Regions from separate parts of the Mus musculus genome. Here region 1 is linked to region 2. Evidence: chromatin loops called from intact Hi-C (ENCODE). Cell type or tissue: heart. All regions are shown on one strand. Links, peaks and the distances in the headings refer to the core of each region. The heading gives the core; the rest is flanking DNA.

Region 1 (7,211 bases), core at 1,171-6,170, 230 kb after region 2:
TCTTACACATCAGGCTTGCATTAGCACAATTTATCATCAGGAACTGCACAAGCCACCCTTCTAGAATTTTAATTAGTCCTTGCAAGCCTTAATTATGAGGAGGCCGGGAATTATCAAAGAAAAACTAAGGACAAAGAATGAAAAACTTGCCTAGTGTTAGTTACAGAGTCAGAAAATGGACAAGTAGTAGGATGCTAACTCAAGCAGTGTGACTGTAGGCCCAGGCTCTTAAGAGACAAGCATGGGAAACACCCCTAAGCATGTCCTGAAAGCTGGGCATGGTGGCACAAGCCTGTAACCCCAGCACTTAGGCAGTGGAGGCAGGAGGATCAGAAGTTAAAGATCATTCCTATGGCTACAAAGTGAGCGCATGGCCAACTCAGGCTACATGAGGGTACTACCTCAATAAAATACAGTCTGTCTTGATATGTCATCATTCCTTCCAACTACACCTACTAAAGACAAAAGATGGCCCTGAAGTTGTTCAGAGAGGTGAAAGTATGTCTGCTGTCTTAGGTCAGTGAGGTCAAACAGAGGGGTGAAAGCTGCAGGGCTGGGACTCTCCACTTCTCATCTGAAGCTGTACTACTTGGCCAATCAAACTCAAACCTTAAGTCCGTAAAGATGCCAGGAACTAACCCCACCTGAGCAAAGTGAGCATGCCCTGCCCAGTCTCCTGACCGTGGGGATGAGCCTCTGAGGTCCACCCGACATGCACACTACAGTCACAGGATGCTCACGTGTCTTTCTCTTTCTCAGAACTCTCATACTCCAGGAATACGATGTGGCGGGGGTAGTGGCCGCAGATATCACCATTCACATTTGGAATCACGCTGAAACAGTAGTCACGGCCAAATAGCTCCAGACATCTCTTCTCAATGCGTTCAACCTGCATAGAGAAGGAGACTTGAGCCTGAAGAGAATTCTCAGGTTCTGAGGGCATGAGCTTAAGTGGCCCATGATCCAAAGAGGCCCCTGGGAGTGAGTGACAAGCAATTCTGTGATCATCATTCAAGGCTGGGAAGAAACATGATGCTGGACCGTGGGCTCTATATTAACTCACGTGTGGCATGCTTCAGGTGGTACCTAAGCCCGTTAGCCTCACTGCACAGAAGACTGTGGAGTCACAGGGAGGCTGGGCACATAGTGAGACCTTGTCCCAAAAAACAAAGCAACAGTAACTGTTGCTTTAGGTTACTATTATAGCATTAACACATTATGTTCTTTTAACACCAAAAAATCTTTTTTTCTGTTCTACAGCCCCAGAAACTCCAGTTGAAGCTCCAGTCAGCTGGGCACGATGGTGCACATCTACAATCTTATTACATGGGATGTTGAGGCAGGAGGATGCCGAGTTCAGTGTGTGCGTGCATGTGTGTGTGTATATTTATATATGAATTACTATATATCTCAAGACCATGTCTCAACAACACCTACAAAAATAAAGAAGCTCTAGTCAGCAAAATCAGTAAAAGCTGCAGACAGTTGTCTCTTTACATACCATCTGCTTATAAAACTAAAGGCAAGGCTCCCTTCTAAAATTAATCCTTTTGTTCACAGTTCAGTGAAAAGCCCACTGGAAGAAAAGCTTACCGCCTGTAACACATCAAGAACTTTGCAAGAGATCATGAAGCCTGGAGCAGTATTAAGACCAGTTGTGGTGAGAGTAAGGTTTAACTTGTAAAACTCTAATCTTCACAGACATTCAGAGGGCAGTGAGATCCATCAAAATCACACACCTCCTATAACCACTCAAAAGATTGCCCTCGAAGTCAGCTGTGGTGGCTCACACGTGTATGTAGTCCTTGGGAGGCTAAGGCAGGAGGATTATTAGTTACAAGCCATCCTGGGATAATGACTGTGAAACCAAGCCAGGGCCACAGACAAAAAACCACGCCTCAACACACACCAAGGCTGGTGATGTAGCTCAGCTGGTAGAATGCCGGTCTGGCATGCATAAAAACCTGTGTTCAATCTCCAGCACCACAGAAACCAAGCATGAGGGTAAACACCTGTAACCCCATCACCTAGGAAGTGGAGACAGAAGGACAGGAGTGCATGACTGGCCTTGGTTGGGATAACGCATTTAAGGCTTTTCTGAACATACAGTACAAATTCTAGGGTCTGCCTCCCCAGACATTGTGCTTTAAGAGAATCTAAGACCAGAAATCTTTGTGTTTAACAAGAGCTCCAAATGATGCCAATTATAATCTGAAAGGTACTTAATTGTCTGGTCCGATAATACCACATTAGTGATCTTTCTTAGGTTGTTACTTCAGAGATTAATAGAAGATGTCTCAGCCCCTAGGTAACCTCTGGGGCCAAACCAGTTTTATGGCCCAGCACAGAGACCAACGCCAATGTGTAATGCCACACTGGGAAAGAGAAAGGGCCGGGTCTATCAGTGCTGAGGTCAGTATGCCTCGACCAGATCAGCAGCTCTCTTTTCAGGCCTGGTGACTAGGGCAGAGGGAAATTCCCGGGGTGGGGGGACAACGGACAGAGACTTCTGATAAAAGGAACAGAAAGGGAATGTGGGTTCTCTTCTTGCTCTACAGGAAAGGAAAGGGAAGGGCCTAAGTCATGCTGGTACCTTATAAGGAGGTGACACACTCCGCTGTTCTCTGGGCTCCATAATGTCACACTACTCCAGACTTCTACTCTGATCTCTGGTCCAGAGGAGTCTCTTCCCCATTTTTACTTAGATTTTAGGGGTTTTGTTTTTTGTTTTGAATCTGTTGGTAACCCCTCCTAGGCTCACGAAGGGTAGCGTTCCTATTGTCTAACCTTTGCACCTGGCCCACAACTCCGACCCTTGACCTCCAAACCCCTGTTAAAGCAACCCCCCACCCCAAAACCCACAAGGAGCTTCGGTCCTCCTCTTTGGTGTAAAGCCGGATCCTTACTCTCTGAGTCCATATCCTGGATAAGTTCCTCTCCCGTGCCTCCCCAAGGAGGTCTCATTCCAGCTCTCCTCCCATCCCGAACCACAGTCTTCCCTCGGTAACTCAGGCCAGGGACCAGTTCAGGTCGTTGCACCTTTGGGGCTCACCTTAGAGCCGCTCTTCCCGCCGCTGTCCTTGGCACGGTACTGAGTCCGGGAGAACTCCTCCAGCAGCTCCCAGAGCCCGGGCTCCTGAGGCGGCGGGCTGCCCGACGAGGCGGTGGAACCCGCCGAGGCGGCGGCGGCGGCCCGAGCACCCGCCATGCACAGCCTCGAGTCCCCTCAGGGCGCCTTCCCCCAGCCCATGGCACCTGAAGCTCGGACTCCGGCTCTAAAACCTCCTGAACCGACTCAGCCGCCGCCTTCTTCTTCCACTTCCGGCCCCGCCCCACCTCTCCGGATGTTTACTCCCGCCGCAGCCAATCAGAGCCCGGGGTTCGTGCCCGGCCCACAGGTCCCCGGCCCACCCCTGACGCGGAGGGATCCAAGTGGCCTCACGGCGGGGGCCGCGCTCCGCCCAAGGGGTTTCCCCGGGGGAAGCCGGGCTAAACCACCGCGGCTGCGGGGAGGGGAAAGGCGGGAACCATTGGCAACAAGAGAGGAAGGAACCGCCGGAGGCCTGAGTTAGTGCTGGCAGCAAGAAGACGAGAGCTGCAAGAATCAAAACAGCATTTCAAACAGCACTTCTCCACTGCTCTTATGGACGTCCCTGCCAATATAGCGTGGACCATCATCCTATTTATTTAAAAAGATTTTCTAGCTGGTGTCAGTAGGCAAACGCCAGAGGATGAAGCGTGAGAATCAGGCATTTGAGACTAGCCCAGACCACACCTTAATTTTTTAAAAATGTTTAAAAAAGTGTAGATAATAATGTTCCTTCATTTTCCTATCAGCTGCTTTCATCATAAATCAACACGTGCCAATCTCCTGCTCAGTTCTTCCCTGTCTAGGGAGTTGTTTGTGTATTGGGCTGGTGTTTGTTGTTTGATGTAGGTAATTATTTGTGGTATAGCCAAGGCTGGCCTTGAACTCCTGACTCACCTGCCTCCACTTTCTGGGTGCTGAGAATCTCAAATATCAGTCCCAAATTCCTAGAATTGTTAGTCTCAGAAGATGTGTGTACTATCTACCCCCAAGTATTGATGTTTAGAGAGAAGGTGTTAAGGCCTCCTTCAGTATTGTATATCTGAGGGAGAATTGCTCATTTGGCCATCAGTCAGACAGTTGATTAAGCTATAACTTATGTCGAAAGAAAACTCTCAAAATGAAATTGATGCTGTGAAAACATAGTAAGTTAACATAGTGCCTAAAAGTACTCATTTTCTTAGATTTGTAAAGAAATCTAAGGAAAACACAAACCACAACCCCTGCTGACTGTCAGTCACTCTTCATGCTCAACTAGGTCCTGTCCTGAATTCTAATACTGGAAATTAGTTTTCCCTTTTGGCGATGGTCAAATAGAATCAAAATATGCATTTTTTAAAAAAATTATTATTTAGTCTCGTCTTCTAAACTGTGATGATTATTCTTGCTTCCCAACTTGGGGAAAGGACTCTTCAGTTGAGTAATTGCCTCCACCTGGTTGGCCTCTGAGCATGTCTGTGGGGCCTTTTCTTGATTGCTAATTGATGCAGAGGGAGGTATCCACTTTGGAGAGGTGGTCCTGGGTTGTAGAATAAAGCAGGCTGAGAGAGTTACAGGGATCAAGCTGGTAATCAGTGTTTATTTCTCCATGGCCTCTGCTTCACTTTCTGCCTCCAGGTTCTTGCTTGAGTTCCTGTCCTGCCTGATGGTCCTCAATGATGATGTCACTGATGTGACAGTGTGAGCTCAATAAACCTCTTCTTGGCTTGCTTTTGTTTTTATCATAGCAACAAAAGTAGAACAAACATAATGTCTCTAAGATTTTTCTAGTCAATCGCAATGGCTTACACCTGTGAGTGAAGCCTTCCGAAAGCTGAGGCAAAAAGACAAAGGAGCCATCAAGACCAGCTGTGGTACTACAGTGTGCGACTCTCAAAAAAATCTGTTGCTATGAGTTATTTTGTAGATATTTTTGGTAAATACACACACACTGTCTCACCAGCCCTACTAGTGATATCTTATTGGGCTTTAAAAAAAAAAATGCAGCCGGGTGTGGTGGCGCACGCCTTTAATCACAACACTTGAACACTTGGGAGGCAGAGGCAGGCAGATTTCTGAGTTTGAGACCAGCCTGGTCTACAGAGTGAGTTCCAGAACAGCCAGGGTTATACAGAGAAACCCTGTCTCAAAAAACAAACAAACAGACAAAAAGCAACCACCCTTCCTCCATTCCAGAGGGTCTTATGTAGCCCAGGATGGCCCCAAGGTCCCTGTGTAGCTGAGGATCACCTTATACTTCTCTGCCTCTTCCTCTTGAGGAGATACAAGCATGTAGTAACATGTCTAGTTTAGCAGTGCTAGAGACCTTTGTGAATCAAACCTAAGGCTTGAGTAGATAGGCAAACACTGTACCAACTGAACTCTACAGAGCTCCTCTTTTAATTTTGGTAACAGAATCTCACTATATTACCCAGACTGGCAATAGACTCTGCGGCTCCAAGAACCTTCCTACCCCAGGCTCTAGATAAAAACTGAATCTGGCCAAAAATCAAGCTTCTTTATATTTCAAGCTGAAATATAGAATACATACGCGTGAATACAGCCGCTTTAATTGTGACTGTTGACAAAGTATAAAATCCTCATTCGGAGGTGATCCTCCAATTATATTATCACCCCAGAAAACACCCTCGTCCTCTGCTGGTTGCTCTCACTCAGCGCCACCCCCAGACGGCCACCAACTTGCTTTCTGTCACTAGACATTCCTATAAATGGAATCAGACAACGTGTCCTCTCCTGCATCTGGCTTCTTGGGTAGAGTTAATTTTGGTTTGAATTTGCATATCCCTGATTAATGAAGCTGATCACCTTTTCCATATTTATTGCTGATTTGAATATTCTCTCTTGGGTGCTTGTAAACATCTTTTACCCATTTTTCTTTCCTCCTCCTTCCCCCCTCTTCATTTGGTTTTGTTTCTTTGGGGATCATGGGCATAGACTCACTGTGTATCCGCAGGCTGGCCCGGGATTCACTATGTAGTCCAGGATAGTGTATACCTCTCCCTCCAGCATTCAGGAAGCAGAGACAAGGGACTGAGAGTCAAAGCCTGCCTGAGATACCCAGGGAGTTCCAGGCTAACATTCAGGTGCCACCATGTCTAGTTCCCAACTGTTTTTTTAAAAATGACTTTAAAGTATTTTTGAAATGGGGTCTCATACATATCAAACTTGATAACCTTGAACTCCTGGTCTTCTGGTCTCCACTTCCTGAGAGCTGGGATTACATGCCACTCCACCTGTTCTGCAATACTGGGGTGGAACCGAGGCCTTCCTGCAAGGTAGGCAAACACTACGCCCACTGAACTACATACCAGCTCTGAGATTTTGTGCTTAGTGTAAATTAGAAGTAAAAAATCTTTTTCTTCTCAACTTCTCTCCCCCCTCCCTCTTTCTCTCTCTCCTTCTCTCCCCTCTTTCTCCCTCTCCCGCTCCCTACACACACACACACACACACACACAAAAGGTGTACTACTATTCCTATGCCCGTGATATTTCCCAATTTCCATCTAGCCCAACTGCTGTAAATTGTAAAAATCTGTCTCAGGGCTGTTTTTTGTTTTTTGTTTTGTTTTTGTTTTTTGCTGGATCTGAGCAGCTCAATAAACCCTTTTATTTTAGAGGTGCTTTAATATCAAAAGTTTTATTTTAACATTTTTTTAGAAGAATACCTAATAGATTCAAAGAAACTTATTGAAAAGTTATCACCTTTGGTTTAAGTCAGGGATGACATGTTTTTTAAATGACTACATGTGGGCATAAATGTCTTTGCATAGTCCCTTTCTTCCCATTAAGATTCCAACAAGGAAAAGTGCATAGTCTCACATATAGTTCTAACCCCTGAGAGACTGTGGCAGTAGGATTGCTCTCAGTTTGACTCCAGCTTGGGCTACAGAAGGAGAGTCTCTTAAAACTAAATTCAAATAAGTATTTCCTTTCCAGCCTTGGCCTATCGTATCAGGCACCATACTGCTGCCCAGCAAGAGCTAGATTGACATTCACAAATTCCTCCTTAGGGAGGAGTGATTGCAGCTGAGGAAGACGCTGCACCTGGAAGCACAGACAAAAGTATTATGGCCTTCGAGCCTCGAGTGCTTTGCAGTCTGGGCTACATGAATGAGTGGTTCAT
Region 2 (6,871 bases), core at 1-5,000:
TTTCAAGTAGCAATACTTACCCCAGAGGTGGCAGGAGAGGCCCTGGGAAGGAAGAAAAAGTCAATTCAATTCAAGCGCCTTTCCTTGCTTGACAGCCCCCTAGCCACTGCCTATCTCCTTCCAGCGCTCCTTGTCCTAAGCCCTTCCCTGAAGAAAAGACCAATTCTTGTCCCCTTTCCATCTTCTCTTCCCCCATCAGCACCAGACAGACCAGACAGGGCAGTTCTGATAGAGGCAGTGACAGGAGCCAGACTCGGGCTGTGATGAGGCAGAGACTGAACTCTAACTCTGAGCCTTTCCCAGCCTCCCATAGTCCCAGACTCACTAGAGAGCAGCGTGCAGTGTCCTGAGGCTCCATCAGTCTCTCCAGAGAGACGACCACAGGGTTTCGGCCCAGTGCCAAGGACAGCAGGAACCAGGACACAGGCATCTTCCAGGTGCCGGACAGCACCCAGGCCTGAGGCCCCGTCCTGCCCCCCCAAGGGGGGGCAGACCCCTCGCCCCTGCTGACAATCAGCCCCGTGTCCCTGGGAGAGAGCAAGGGCTAGAATTCCTCTCCAGCCATGCTTCCCCACTCCAGTGAGCCTGGACTCCAGGCCCAGTTTCAGCTGGAGTGCTTTCGATTTGGCTCCCAGCAGGCAGTGGCTGTTCCCGCCCCGCCCTGTCCCGTCCCTCCCACCAACTCCAGGCTTAGGAGCCAGCAGCTTTGGACCTGGGTGGTGGCTTCTCCTCCTCCTCCTTGGCTGGTACCTGGCTGGGAGGAGCCCTGGGAAGGCAGCACAGCTGGACTCACTACTGTGTAAAGGAACTCCTACCCCGGATCTCACCAAAAAACAAAGATTCTGATCGATCTGGTCAGAAAGACCCCAGGCTTGTGGCATGCCGGGTGTTTCCACTTCCTGTATGACCCTGGGATCCTAAGGTCCACTGGGTCCCCTCTTACTATGCTCAGGTTCTTCCCTGGGTCTCAGTGACAGTGACCCTCGTGAAACAGGAGCTCTGAAGACAACGGGCTGCTGTCAAAGGGCACCAGAAAGTGAGCTCCCCACTGCCTGGCCCAGGTTCAGGGGAGACGGAGGGGCAGTGAGGCCCGGGAGACCCCTTACTGGGCTGAGTTCTGTCGAGCTGTTGCTGGCACTGGAGGAGAGCGATGGCCATGCTGCCTAGCTTCCGGTTTTCCTTTGCTCTTGGAAGAATCATAGTGAGGAGAGGATCCAGGAGGCACTGGGTCCCCCTTGCCTTTCACAGGCAATGCTTGTGGGAATGAAAGGACTTGGGCTGGTGAGCTGTTCTAGAACAAGCTTAGGGCAGGCTTCCTGACTGGCCCAGGCACACAAGAGCAGCACACTGTTCCTTAATGTGTCTACTACGTTTGCTTTTATTCATCTCTCTTACCAATTGGGTGATGTAGGCTTCTAATCCTAGCACTCCGGAGACAGAGGCAGGTAGATAAACCTCTTTGTTCCAGGCCATCAAGGGCTACACAGTGGGCTTCAGTCTCAAACAAACAAACAAACAAATCAAACTACCTCTGGACGAGGCCTCCCTCTGGGGAAGGTGAGGGACTCCTGGCTGACGGGGTTTCTCTCAACTCTGCCGAGCAGAGCACCTCCCCCCGCCCCCACCCCCTTCAAGCGCTTGACACTTAGGCCCTGCTTTCCAATCCTGGCCTAGCCCTCCAGCCTGAACTGGAGTGCTCGATGCAGATGGTTGTCTTTTTTTTTTTTTTTTTTTTTTTCAGTTTTGAAAAGAAATGGAAAAATCGTCCCTCCTTCTCAGAAAGGGCTGAGGACCTATCAGGAAAGCCCAAGTTCCTCTCAGGAACTCTAAGAGGGAGCAAATGTGAGGGAGGTTGGTCAAGTGTGGGACTTAAGGTGAGTCTTACGGTTTGGGGGACAAGAAGCACCCCCAAAGAGTACATGTGTGAGGCCTCATTCTGGAGTTCCTGCTGTTGCTACACAGGCTGAGGCTACAGACAGCTGAAACCACAGGGACTATTGGTTGAGCCTTGGTAGTCATCTTTGGCAGCCTCAAGTTCCAGCAGGTGACACTGCTCCAGACGGTTTTTCAAGCACCGCTTAGCCCCAAGGTGACTCCAGCTGGAGGCTAGGGTGGCAGGCTGAGCATCCAGTGCTCTCAGCAGGCGCGGCAGGTCACGAAGCAGGCGGTAGCGTGGCAGAGCGCGCAGCGGCCGGGGGATGTCACCTTTGGCGCAGAGGCGACTGAAGTAGGCGAGCAGCAGCGGACGTGGAGCAGCGCACAACAAGGTGCGAAGGGACGCAGCCTGCGGGTCACCGCTGCAGGCGGTGCTGGGACCCGCACAGTTCCACAGGAGCAGCACTGTGCCCTGCTCCCGCGCCACGCGCTCCCGCGCTGCCCAAAGCCACGGCAGTGGTCCAATGCGTGCTACGTGCGTCCCTTCCCAGAGATCCACGATCACGTCGCGTCCACCTCCCAGCGCCGTCCGCAGCAGTTCGGCCAAAGCTCCCACCAGGCGTCGCTGTGCCTCTGAGTCCGCTGCATGTAGGAGTAAAACTGGCCTTGTTCGACCGGAGCCTAGGGACCGGAGCAACAGCTGAGTAGGGTAAGGGGCGTCTTGGGAGAGGAGGGGGAGTAGCGAGGACAGCCAGCGTAGCCCTCCCCTTGGGGACTCTGGCCTACATTCTAGGGTGTCCTGCATGCACAATGTGTCCTTTATGAGGATTTATTGCAATGAGTCAGTTCCCCAAACTGCTGAGGAAACTGTGAAGGTTTTAACGCACAGCAGGCTGCAGAGTAAATAGCCCTGTCGTCCCCAACACCGCCTTTTGCAGCAGGGTGGATGGTGGTACACAGACAAACTGCACCCACAGCCCTTTGCCCTGCCTTAACCATTCCTTCCCACTAGGGGGCCTAAGAGTAGCATAGCAGCCTGTGCTTTGGCCCTCTCTCAGTCAAAAAGTGCTGGGACCATCTGAATCTCCCACGACCAAAGGTGATTTTACCTGGCAGTAGGCGCCGGCCGAGGAGGACCAGAACTACACCCACTAGAGCGGTGAGAGCCAGCAGTGCCAGGATCAAGAGCCCGAGGTGTCTATGGGAGACTGAATCAAGCAGGTAAAGGCGAGCCATCTCTCGAGTGCCCATGCTCCCCCCCTCCTCACTCAAGAACTCACCATCAGGACACAAGACGTGCTTCCAGGCAAAATGGACATCTGACCTCCACACCTGAGGACACAGGGCCCCACTCATGTGAGCTAGCGTACCCCCTCCTCCCAGGGAAGGGGTCCCCGCTGGCTTGGGAATTCCTGCAGCTCTAGTTTTGTGTCTAATACACATGCCAGTGAGACCACAGGTGCTCCCACAGCTGGCCTGGGCTGGAGAGCTCAGACCAGCTGAAATAGTCAGCCACCAATGAGCGCTGGGCCTTGCCACCACACCTCACTGTGGACATGCAATACTCAGTTTCCTCTTTTTTTTTAATGGGAAGGCAAACTATAAGTGTTTTGTTTTTAAGACAGCATATAACTAGTGATGGCTAATTCCAGTTTAAAATACTTGGGCAAACCAAACACTTTAATGGACTCTGTGCTGGGGGTCTGTGAGGAGTAAGGGTAGGATTTCTTACCAGGATGCAATTCTCCTGCCTCAGGAAGGGGATGATGAGGTCTAGCGTCACTGGGACTGAGCCCTGGGTCTGTGGGGACAAAAAGTAGAATGGTTGTCCCCATACATGCAAATCTGATAGCGTCTCACCTACTCACCTAGCCAATCTATTAGAGGGCACAGTGACACTTCCAGAAAACTTCCCCAGCCACCCCAACTACCACTGACTTTCCTCAGATAGTAGCTGCTTTGGCTGAGTTAACACACACAGAGTGCCACCATGAGGATGGAGGGAGACACAGCCATTGTCTGTGTCCTGTGTGCATCCCTTCACCCACACAGCTGAAGAGGCGTCTTGTCCACTGGGGAGAATAAGCTTCGGAGGCTGCAGGCTGGGCGGAGGCTCGACTATAGCTTTTCTAATTCTGGGTTTGTGTCCTTTCTGTGGCCTTGGATGCAGACTCTTTATTTGCAGATGGGAGGCGGGGGCCAATAATCTTTAGTGGGTTACTGGGAGCATCAAATGGCAATATGTATATGGATACTTTAATAAACTTATATATAATTGTTGTGTATATAATTATAACTTACATAAATAGATATACACACACACATATATACTAAGCTGAGATATATGTATGTATTTATATACATGGGTAAATGGAGGCCGAAGCCTGTTCTGTATGTTCTTCTTATACTTCCTAGTGCATAATGCAGGGTGAGCAGAGTAGGCGCCCGGGAAATGTGTATTGAACCGGAGAGAACCGATTGCTGTCTGTCCACAGATGAGATGTGACTCCACTCTGTTTTCCATAAGTTAGTTACAAGACTGACCAGCCAACCCCACCCTTCAGGAGCACCACCTGCCTCTACTCTGCACCCCTTACATGCTTGACTCCAGTCTCAGGCTGGTAGATACTCATCATTACGTGTTTGCTACTCTCTGTCTGTTTGGGAGCCCACAGAGCTCAAAGCAATAGCCTAGCTGCAAGGGAGCCTTTGAGAGAGAACTGTATGTAGAGAGCACTGCGTGCTTGGTCAGCTTATCACTGTGGGTTTGTGAGTGAATCTGATTGTGGTTTTTAAATCAGATACACAGAACAAAGTCATCTAGTTAACCTATTATTATTATTTTTTTTTTTTTTTAGTTTTTCGAGTCAACCTATTCTTAGCCCACACAGTGGAGCGGCACCAGTGCAGTACTGTACAGTGAGTGCTTCAGCTTCTAGAGGTCTCTAGAGAGTTGGTGAACTTCTATACTAGTGCGTGGGAGAGGCATGAGACCTGGGGAGGACAGCTGGGGTGAGGGGTAGCATCAATATACAATGTGGGGCTGAGAAAATGACTTGGTGGGTGCATTGTCTATGCAAACATGAGCACTTGAATTTAAACCCTAAGTATCCAGAGTTGTTTGTTTTGTTTTTGTTTTTGGTTTTTTTTTTTTAAAGAGCTCGGTGGTGGTGATGGTGGTGGTGGTGGTGGTGGTGGTGGTAGTGCACACCTTTAATCCCAGCACTTGGGAGGCAGAGGCAGGCGGATCTCTGAGTCTACAGACTGAGTTCCAGGACACCCAGGGCTACATAGAGAAGCCCTGCCCGGAGGTGCAGGGAAGCCAAGCACAGCCATATATCCATGCAACCTCAGCACTGGGTCAGAGACAGGTGAATCCCAGGACAGCCAACGTAGCTGAAAACAGCAAGCTCCAAGTTCACTGAGAGACCTGGTCTCAAAGGAATAATGTAGAGAGATGAATAGAAGACCTCTGGTCTCTGTGTTTACACCCACAGGTTTGCACACCTACACATGCGTATGCGTACACCACACACACAAAATGCAGCAGTGGCGTCAGTGGGCTGGAGAGTAGCTGAAGAAGGGACACTGCTCTCTCTGTAAACTGAGGCACTGAAAGGCTTAGGAACTCCCTCCTGAAGGTCCCACAGATTGACAGAGGGCTAGTCATCCAAGGTTAATCAAGAAAATAATCTATGACAGATGCCGGGATGGGGGCTTTGTGGCTCCACCCACGCAGGCAGGGTCTGCCTCACTGAAGTAACAGGAAGGCTAGGGATACGCATTGGCCAAGAGGACCTGGTGGGAAGCAAACCCTAGCTAGGCCCTACCTGGCTGATGCTGTACACAGGAGGCATGGGGGTATCCGGCCCCAAACCTGGGTCACTCCAGGCAGCACTGAAGGTGGCATATGTCCTCGAAGAAAAGTGAAGCGTCAGCTGCTGGGCCTGGGTATCCATGCTCACAGTCCAGGATGGGAGAGAGCCTGTTTGTGGGAGGTGATCAGAGCTGGGTAGTTCTGGACCTGGAGGTCACAGGCGAGTGGGGGTGAGATGTGGGAGGGGGGATTTCCTACTGACTCACCACTCTGGTGGGGACATTCAACGTGGCTGCTGTTTTCAAATGAGAACTGAGAAACACAGGCATAGCAGGTCAGCAGGGTTCAGTCCCACCCCTTCTCCCACGGCCAGCCCCCTGCCCATGGTTGTACCTTAAAGCAGAGCTGGGGGTGCAAGTCCACATTCTCCAGGATATACCACTGTTAGGGAGAGGGGACTTAGTCAGGGAGAAGGTCCCTGGGCCCTGCCCCTGCCCATCTCAGTCCTGGAGGGAGGTGGCTGCCCTTACTCCTTCTGACTCCTGTGCTGTGGCGTTGGGAAGGGTTTCGCAGGGTGTGAGTGGGTCCTGCCTCCAGCAGAGGGAGGCCTCCAGTTTCAGTGGGCAGCGGAGTGTCAGAGCCATGACCATCTGATTGTGCTGGCTGTAGTCAGTGAAGCGTATTGACTGCCAGAAGTCTGAGCCATCTGGGAGGTGGCAGGTCCAAGGATGAAGCCATAGCCCAGCTGTAGCTCCATCTCCCCAACCCCTCTCCAGGGCATCAGGAGAAAATACCAAAGTTCCAGCACAAGTCCTGCGCAAAGGTGCTCAGCAGGTGAGCATGCCTCCACTTTCCCTACCTACCTTTCTACCTGGCCTTCTTGCCTTTCCCTTTCCATTCCAGGTCTCCACACTGTACTCAAAACATCCCGTACTCAAAATCTGTGCGGGCTCCTCTCAGAAGCTAAATGCCTTCTTCCCTGACTCTTCTTTCTGAATCCTGTCCATTTCCTGAGCTCAGCTCAGGCGAGGGCACCCCTGAGACCCTCTCTGCTCACAACAGTGTCTCAAGCTCCTCCTTCCCCATGACGACGTCCTGCAGACAGCCCTTGAAGATAACCCTGCCTGAGGACTAGGCTTTGTTACCTGTATCTGAGTGTTTTTCTCTTAAGGTCGGTGC

The links. A loop is a pair of places that touch in the nucleus more often than their neighbours do. Peaks named below come from ENCODE experiments on the same cell type or tissue, not always from the same donor. Only the 100,000 strongest peaks of a DNase experiment are listed, where the experiment ranks them.
Region 1: a loop joins it to region 2, with 3.0 times the contacts of the local background. A loop is called at or near these places in 1 of 42 quality-filtered maps.

Annotation. Positions count from the first base shown.
Region 1 is chr6:113,233,963-113,241,173 of GRCm38, reverse strand. Mtmr14 (myotubularin related protein 14) reads right to left here and starts at 3,331. Exons shown (of 19, transcript NM_026849.2): 1 at 3,053-3,331; 2 at 741-889. The coding sequence starts at 3,208. In heart, for the core only: no CTCF peak of the experiment used is centred there; a DNase peak (open chromatin) is centred at 3,423; H3K4me3 peaks cover 2,142 bases; H3K27ac peaks cover 1,517 bases.
Region 2 is chr6:113,465,242-113,472,112 of GRCm38, reverse strand. Il17re (interleukin 17 receptor E) reads right to left here. Exons shown (of 15, transcript NM_145826.6): 8 at 6,223-6,398; 9 at 6,086-6,133; 10 at 5,959-6,004; 11 at 5,706-5,860; 12 at 3,608-3,676; 13 at 3,156-3,207; 14 at 2,985-3,083; 15 at 1,355-2,556. The coding sequence ends at 1,970. It overlaps Il17rc (interleukin 17 receptor C), which reads right to left and starts at 658. Exons shown (of 18, transcript NM_178942.1): 1 at 326-658; 2 at 21-42. The coding sequence starts at 430. It overlaps Gm52872 (a long non-coding RNA gene), which reads left to right and starts at 2,509. Exons shown (of 2, transcript XR_003956348.1): 1 at 2,509-2,584; 2 at 2,934-4,160. In heart, for the core only: CTCF peaks have their summits at 2,508 and 2,845 (motif pointing right); DNase peaks (open chromatin) are centred at 652, 2,482 and 2,982; H3K4me3 peaks cover 2,019 bases; H3K27ac peaks cover 1,781 bases; H3K27me3 peaks cover 2,942 bases.